Linked DNA regions of Homo sapiens: region 2 is linked to region 1. Evidence: read pairs that join two places in POLR2A ChIA-PET (ENCODE). Cell type or tissue: A673. All regions are shown on one strand. Links, peaks and the distances in the headings refer to the core of each region. The heading gives the core; the rest is flanking DNA. Region 1 overlaps LOC105369890 (a long non-coding RNA gene). Region 2 has its middle 50 kb from the start of LINC02392.

The links. ChIA-PET counts read pairs that join two places held together with the same protein. Peaks named below come from ENCODE experiments on the same cell type or tissue, not always from the same donor. Only the 100,000 strongest peaks of a DNase experiment are listed, where the experiment ranks them.
Region 2: POLR2A ChIA-PET joins it to region 1 with 7 read pairs; 2 of 35 experiments call an interaction of 5 or more read pairs at or near these places.

What each region holds. Positions count from the first base shown.
Region 1 is chr12:90,096,100-90,100,497 of GRCh38, forward strand. All of the region lies in intron 10 of LOC105369890 (a long non-coding RNA gene), which reads left to right. Among named protein-coding and RNA genes, the nearest start is that of LINC02399, 150 kb to the left of the region's middle. In A673, for the core only: no CTCF peak of the experiment used is centred there; a DNase peak (open chromatin) is centred at 2,232; H3K4me3 peaks cover 158 bases; H3K27ac peaks cover 360 bases.
Region 2 is chr12:90,340,816-90,345,213 of GRCh38, forward strand. No RefSeq gene overlaps it. Among named protein-coding and RNA genes, the nearest start is that of LINC02392, 50 kb to the left of the region's middle. In A673, for the core only: no CTCF peak of the experiment used is centred there; no DNase peak of the experiment used is centred there.

The sequences.
Region 1 (4,398 bases), core at 325-4,324:
TATCATGTGTAGAGCATGTGTCAGGCATGATACTAAGCACTTTATTTATGTATTTATTCTTCCTAGCAGGCAATGAGCACTTTTATTTTACAGGTTAGAAAAAAACCACAGAGAAGAGATTTAGTTACTTGTCCATGACTACACAGCTAGGAAAAGGCTGGAGCATGGCTTCAAACCATAGCCTCTGGGGCCTGAGTCCACATCCTTAACAATCACACTCGCCAACCATAATATAAATTGAGCAGACAAGCCTAGGGGAAAGAGAATATTGACCAGGAAGGTAGGGGACTAAACTTCTGTAAATTGCAGTGGAAAGTGAGAGGACAATTACCTTAAAATATTTTAGAGGAACAGGATGAGGAGTCTCCTTAGTCAGCTCCCCTGTTTTCACACCACTTCACAGCACAGATTGGAAATTATTTATTTATTTGTTTCAGCATTGCATATTGTTTCAGCACTGCATAGACAACATTGCTCCTTTACTTGCTTTGCTTTGGTGAGAGAGAAGCTGGAGAGTCACCTTGGATATCCTTAGAGGAATTAACAATTCTCGAAGCACTGGAAAATCTTCCCATTTTACAAAGATAATGGTGCAGGCGGATGTAATCTTTCCTGAGATGTAAATATTGTGTCTGCAAGTAGTAGGACAGGCAGGCAGGTATATCATTGGAAAAGTGAATAATGATCTTATGCCTTCTGAGTTTGAGGGTCTGAGGCTTTCTGGAGGCAAAAAACTACACTGAACAAGCTGAATGATAGCTTTGTTCTTTTTCAGAAAGGGAGTATGATTTTAAAAAAAAATCTTGTTATATAAATCTTAAAAGGAAAACCTGCTGGGCCCTGATAGTGTGCAGATCACTGGGGGCAGAGAATAGGGTGCTGATTTAGGTCTTCAAGGTGAAGGTGCATAATCCATTAGTGTCAGGCTGGAAAATAGACCCCCAAAAGATATTCATGTCTCATCCTTGGAACCTGTGAATGTTAATTTATATGGGGGAAACAGGGGCTTCTTGAAGATGTGATTAAGAATCTTAAGATGGGGAGATTATCCTGGATCATCCAGATGGGTGTTAAATGCCATCACAGGTATCCTTCTAAGGGGGGGATCAGATGTAGAATACACACACACACACACTAGGAGAAGGTGATGTAAACAGAGGCAGATATTGGAGTGAAGCAGCCACAAGCCAAAGCTCTGGCAGCCATCAGAGCCTGGGAAAAGTGGGGAACGGAGTCTTCCTTAGAACCTCTGGAAGGAGCACAAGCCCACCAACACCTTGACTTCAGCCCAGTGAAACTGATTTCAGATTTCTGGCCTCCAGGACTGTGAGAGAATATATTTCTGTTGTTTTAAAACACCAAATTTATGGTAATGTGTTACAGCAGCCACAGAAAACAAATACACCATTTCTGTCAAAGAGACAGCCTTGGAGGGAGAGGAGTCATTCTCCTGAAGTTTTCATGGTGGCCTGTTTAGGGTCCTGTATCTGCAGAGACTTGCCTTATCTGTCAGATTATTAGGACTTGTCAATAGTCTTCTCTGTCCAGTTTATAAGGCTATGTGTCCGTAACTGTACTGTGTGGCAAAGAAAGGCGAACACAAGTGAATCAACCCAACCCCATGCTCTGACTGCTTAGACAATCCCATCTTAACTGTCATTGTGTGATCTTGGGAGTTAATCTTTTTAAGCTTCCCTACTTCATAGAACTGGTAAGTGAGGAGAGATATAGAGCAGCCAGTTTGGCCCCAGCATCTATGCATGTTCCTTCTATCCTATGCTGACTTTCTAGTGAGCTGCCCGTTAATATGACAGGTGAAGGCTTAGGTTGGTGAATTAAGAAATGAAAGTTATATGACCTATTTACAAGCCAAGTTTGTGAAGACATTCATAAATGTTCCATCTGTAATTCTAATTTTGAATCAAGAGGCAAAAGCCATTTCCTCGAAAAGATTATTTATGTGTGCAGGGCTGAATGAAGCTAGCAATTTTTTGCTTAGTGTCCTTCTTCTGTTTTTTGTTTTCCATTACAAATGAATGTTTAGAGACACTCTGTTTTCCTTCTTAAATTTCTCTGTGAGTTAGTCAAAGAAGAGTGTGTTAGAAGAGCTCCCTTCACTAGCAATCAACATCAATTGTGACTCCAAATAGTACTTTAAATCCTACTTGTTCTACCTGCCACTCAACCAAAGATTGTTTCTAGAGGTCACATGCCTCCACTTAATTACTTCCGTTCCTATTCATGCTACAGAATAGGAACTTACTGATCTGTCTGGTGGGCATTTTAGTTTGTATAAATTGAGATTCGAGAGTTCATTTGGATAAAATAAGATGCTGGCTAAAGTTCAAAGCAAACATTTGCTGATGCTTAAAACCACCTTGAGACCAAAAAAGTTTACACTCCCTGGTTTCTCTAGGGAGTAGGGTTTGAGAAAACCACAGACAGTAGTTATTCTTGGAAATCCTGCTACCAGGCAAATGCCATAGGGCAAGGGCCCAGAGAAGCTGAGCTTCTCTCCCATGGCTAAAGGCAGAGCTTATCCTGACTGGAATTGCTTGGTCAGGGTTTAGAATCCTTCCTGCTGATGGAGAGAGAGGAGGAAGCTGAGCAAAAAGAAAGATGACTAGACTGGCTCTTGGAATTATATCCTAGAATAGCTGCCCAGTTTAGGTCTTCTCCTGATACTACTGACTTCCTGGAAGCCCTCTTTACACATAGTCTCTGGTTATTCCTTTTTTTTTTTTTGAGATGAAGTCTCACCCTCTCACCCAGGCTGGAGTGCAGTGACATGATCTCGGCTCACTGCAACCTCCAGAAAACTCCGTCTTCTGGGTTCAAGCAATTATCTTGCCTCAGCCTCCCATGTAACTGGGATTACAGATGTGCACTACTGTGCCCAGCTAATTTTTGTATTTTTAGGAGAGACAGGGTTTCATCATGTTGGCCAGGCTTGTCTTGAACTCCTGACCTCAAGTGATCCACCTGCCTCGGTCTCTCAGTGTTGGGATTACAGGCGTGAGCCACTACACCTGGCTGATCCATGGTTATTCTTCTTGTGTACCCCTTTCTACCAGGATATATAAAGACAGTTGAAGAATGTATCTGCCCCGAAGTTTCTACTTAAAATAGGCTTTGGTGGTTTGGGATTAAAGACAATTTGTATCTCAGTTCACTTAGGATCTGGGATAAAAATTGAAGTGTTATAACTACCTGATAATATTGAGAATATTAAAGAAGTATAGTGTGATTCTTAATAAGTACCTTGACACCTTTCCTTCAGAGCTCAGGGTGATTCAGTGGCCATTTTTCTTTGTGTTTTCTTTCCTGTCTCAGTCTGATATTACAGAGCAAGTTTATGTTCTGATTAGGAAAAACTGCAGTTCACTAAGATGCTATATTTGCTATTCAGTGAGTCATACTAAAAAGCCTCATGTTCTTAAATGACATAAGGAAATGGAATCAGGAGAAAAATCATGATCACAAAATGCACCATTCCAAAAATCTAGAGTGGGACAGAAAGATCAAGCATCTAAATGCAAACCTCCTTTGAACCGGAACTGCTATAACCAGGGCAGCAGATTGCTTGAGAATGGACATTGATTTTCCCAGGCAGAGGGTAAAGTTGTAAACAGTGGATTGTCTACTATTGAAAAACTCTTTCAACATGTTCGGTGCAGATCGGCTATCCTTTAATATTCAATGTACAGCACCATATCCACACACACTATAAATGTACATGAGCGTCAGTCATTTATCTCTGAATTTTCATGTTCCAACTCCAATACCTAATGTTTTAGAGATGCTTGGATGATTACATCATAAGGTCCTCACTCAATATATATTTTCACCTTTTTTTTCTTTTAATATACTTGATTTGTTTGGAATCTCCTTTCGGTTTTTTTTTTTTTTTCCAATGTGGGCAAGTTTTTCAATAGGCTTTGGAATGGGGCTGCAGTGAATGGGAAATGGTTAAACTGTGGTTACATGCTAAGTGACTGGCTTAGGGAATGAAAAAGAGAAAAGGGAGTCACCGATGGAGCCATCAGTCAGCCAACAAAGGTAGGAGCATAGCAGTGGGGAATAAAAACAGATCCAGAGAAACAGAAAAAATAATAAGTTAAAAGCCAATCTGAGTGGCACCTAATAAGAAAAGGAGGCTCATCTATGCATCTCAAGGCAACAATCCAAATAGGGAAGAGCCCAGAAATAGTTGATTGGATTTATTTTAAATAGTAAGGAAATAAGGAAATAGTAATAATAGAATAGGCAAATGTGGGCAAAATAATGAGATAATATACATATTGGTGTGCTGCTGGTGGATATTGTTGAATATTTAATACTATGTGAGCTTTTTGGGGCATGATAGTAAAGGCATGCGGTTATTGCAGCCAATTGGAA
Region 2 (4,398 bases), core at 223-4,222, 240 kb after region 1:
GAATTGTAGAGAACAACTTCATCCTGTGCTTTGGGAAAAGCAGAGAATTGAGAGATAGGATTGGGGAAAGGTTAGAGAGAGCTTGAGGCTTCTTCTTAAATTTAGCACGTCAAAGTGCCATATTTTGGAGTATTGGTTTCTGAGACCCAACATTCCCCTGTCTGAAACTTTCCCAGAAGTTTTAGGTACTAAAAGCTAAGTAAGTTGCTGTGGAGAGAAAAATCGAGACAGCAGCTGAATCGCAAAGGATCCAATCAAACCAGCCTCTCATTTCTGGGAATAGGCCAGTCTAACTAAGCAGCTGTGTCACATTTTAGAAGATGACCTAGCAGATGGGGTCTCAAAGCTCAGCTTCTATATATTATGTAAGCAAACATATTTTTAACCCATTTATGCCTGAGATGGCAATTTTTTGAATTGCAAAATCAGACCTTGGCTATGACCTTGACCAGAAGGATATAAATAACTCCCACATGCTTAGTGTTCCAATAATGGAACACTAGGCATAAATCAGTTTAGTAAGAGGAGCCTCTATAGAAACAGAAGAAAAACAAAGGTCATTGTCTAGAACAGTCTATAAGCTAGTCCTTCTAGAGTCTGAAGGACAAGCAGCTGAGAAGACCATTGAAACAAATTAAAGTTTGTCCAATATGGCCAAAGCCCTTACCGAGTTTTAGAGAAAATAGGGTAGCCAGAGACAGAATTTAAGTTTCTTTAAGAAGGTGTTTGGGCGTCTTAGAAAAAGATTGAAAATGGATATTGATGAGACATAAAGTCATGGGAATTCGCCACATAATTTTACAAGGAGACTAATTTTATTTAGATAGGTAGCCTCTAAGTTTTAGTCTCTGTTTTTCAACTGGATGACAGCTCAGGGAAAAGCCCACTAACAAATAGTGCCAAAAAAATTGTGGTTTCTAGTCCTAATGTATATGTATATACATTTTTGTGTATATAAGCCCTAATACTTATATACATAAAAAACAGGTGCATCTGGAGGACAGGGCATCTAGATGCCCCCTAAAATCACAGATCCTATTTTTTTTTTTTGAGATGGAGTCTTGCTCTGCTGCTCAGGCTGGAGTGCAGTGGCGTGATCTCAGCTCACTGCAATCTCTGCCTCCTAGGTTCAAGCAATTCTTCTGCCTCAGCCTCCTGAGTAGCTGGGACTACTGGTGCCTGCCACCACGCCCGGATAATTTTTGTATTTTTAGTACAGACAGGGTTTCACCATATTGGCCAGGTTGGTCTTGAACTCCTGACCTCATGATCTACCTGCCTCAGCCTCCCAAAGTGCTGGGATTATAGGGGTGAGCCACCGTGCCTGGCCACAGATCCTATTTTTAACCTGAATCCAGGGTCCCCCAAAAAGAGGGAAACACTGCAGGATGGTGCTGTGCAACACTTCCACAGTGCACCTCATTGCAAAGACATTCTCCCAAGGCTGGTGGGTGGCCCAATAGCAATCAGCCCACTCTGTGATCAGCACATCAGTCATGAGAGTCCTATTTCTCAATGGCAAGTGTTCTCACAAACTCCAAGTGTTCAAACCATGCCTTTCATACCTAAATGTGCAAAGAAACGAGTAGCTGCCAGTAATACTAATCATTCACTACAACTGCTGTCAGCCAACTCCAAAACTGTAGCCCTTGCCAGTGACTTGCCAGCCATGGCATACCCACAGGTCATGCTCTTTCATAGTACAAAGTGAATCCTGGTGCCCCCTCAAAGGCAAGAGATCAAGCAACTCAATCCAAAAACACAGCAGAGCTTTAGATCTGAGAAAAACATTCCTGCTACCCTTGGGACTCCCTGAGGACCTTTCTCTGTGTTCCTCAAGGGGTCTCACAACCGCAGAACCTCTCTAGATTCCTTCATGTAGTATCAAAGGTGGCAAAGAGGAAGGTCAGGTAGAAGTAAGTGGGAAGATAATTCTTACAGGAACCAATTTGGGGAGATTTTAAGCTTTCTAAAAGGCCAATGAGGTTTTACATTTTTGTCACAAAAAATTATGCCAACAGGAAAGGAAGCAAACATAGGGACCACAAATATTAAAAAGCATTTTCAGTCAGCTTAAAAAGGTTCCCAGAAGCAGGATCCAAAGAGAAAAAGCAGAAAGTTCTAAAAAAAAAAAAAAAACACAAAACACACACACACACACACACACACACACACACACACACAAAGTTATAGCCTGAATATCAGCTTTTAGTTAAGCTTTTACAATAGAATTCTTTCAAAAACATCCGTAAAAAGCTCTTTTCAGATTTCAGCCAGGACAAACAGCCAAAATTCTTGGCTTTTGAACTTTTTATGTCGTCTAAACCAAAGGTATCTTTCCAAGTGACTCACTATAACCAATAAGCCTTAACTATGGTTATGACTTAACCAAGGACACATGAAGCATCTCCAGAGGTACAAAGCAGTTTTGACAAGATCCAGAAACCACCCTAAAGGAAACTCAAAAAAAGGAAAGTTTCACTAGCTGCAAATGGGGTACAACTCATATTTCTGTTCAGTCATATTCTCTAGGGTCTCAGCTTCTCAGCTCACCATCTACAAACAAAGGCGTGAAAACCCCATATCCCTGCAGATGAAAGGACAGAAAATCAAAAGCTGTCCATGGCAGGGAAAAGGATCAATAACAAATAGGTATTCTGAAAACTCAAGAGTCACAAATATTAAACCATTTTTTAATCATTGTTTCTTAAGGAATTTATATTTGCAAGGTCTGATACCCTGATCGGGAATAGAACTCAGGCCAGGTGATTCCTAGCCACTAGACTACAGGTGAAGCGCCTTTATTTGTAAATTCTGCAGGAAATTCAAGGCAGGCAGTTTAAGTGTACAAAGAATTTTAACTTTGTCTTGGTCAGATTTCTGCTCTGTAATTTAGTCAAGAGAATTTCTAAGGGTAGCCATGACATTATTATGTGTCTTTTTTCATTAATTTGATCTTAGAAATACAAATATGGCAATTGTTTAGAATGAAGATCTTTTAAAATCTTTTTTTTTTTCAAATTTAGGGGTCTTTCTAATTTAAAGGATCGATCTTTTGGTTGCTGCTGATTCGGAGTTCCAATGTTGTAACTTATTCCAATAGCAATGCAATCCAATGAGTCTCTTCATGGAAAGCCTAGGAGGTAATTTTACAGGCTTAGAATAAGTTTTTTTCCATCTACACAAGAGATGTTTCCTGGAGACAGTATAGGAGATGCAGTCCCAATAATTTTGCCCTAAAACAGTTCACTCCAAGGAATAAGTTAAGACAGGAAAGAACTTGTTGCCACAGACAATTAAGGGTAGTGTTTGTGCATCTAGTTCCTCCAATATCCCACAAATTTGTGGAAGGCTGCCAGTCATAGGTTTGGACTTCCCCAGCGCTAACTAGGCAACAGGTTTGGAATGATCAAGTGTGTTATGGATGAGACTTCTTATTAAGACAAACTCCCCTGAAAGCCTAACACATTCAGAACAAAGAGTGTTCTGTTGAAAATCTTATGTGTCTCAGCGTTCCTATTTCTTTTCAGACTGGTCACTGGACATGACCCCAAAATCACACCCCCCAGATAATAGAGACCAAGAGAGAATGTTCCCCCTTGGTCACAAGTCAGGCTCTCAAAGACATAAAACAAGATGGGGAGGAACCTTGTTTGGTTTTTATTTTGGGGACCCATACACAGCAAAGTTTGCCTAAATAGATGCTGGTGTGGTCAGAACCACAAGACTGACTAGTCTGCAGGGCTGGCTCAAACAATGGGCATATAGGGGTTTTAGCCTGTGTTCTACTCTGTAGTAACCCTCTTTATAACAGAAAATCACAGAAAGACAAAGGCAAATGGAAAAATACTATTTCTGGAAGGAAATGGATAAGACAATAAGAATATTCATACCAGAAATGTATACTAGCTACACACAAGACTAGTCAACAAATTCTTTTCTCCCATTAATCAAGATTTTAGAGATGGAAATAATAGTGATTTTTTACCATCTGTTCAACCTAATCTGAGAGAGGGGGAGACAGAGAGAGACAGAGAGAGAGAGAGAGAGAGCGAAAGAGAAAGAGAGAGAAAGAAGCTGGGATCCCAGATGGTAAAAATTTCTTACTCTTCTGCCGGTTTGTCAAGTCCTGGACTCCCTTCACTTTGCTTCCAAGAGAGTAGAGCAGCTTTGGTATACTGCTCAGAGTGCCAAAACTTTATGTGCCATGGGAAAATTTTACCTTTGCCCTCTAAAAGTCACTGAAAGTCAACTGACTGACAAAAGGCACGTTGATGGGAGAAATGGCATACAAATTTATTTTCAGGTATCTGTTTCTGAGCCCCAACACTTAGGTCATACCCTTAGTCTTTGGGGAAGTTTTAAAAGTAGAATATATTATAATGTAGATACACTATT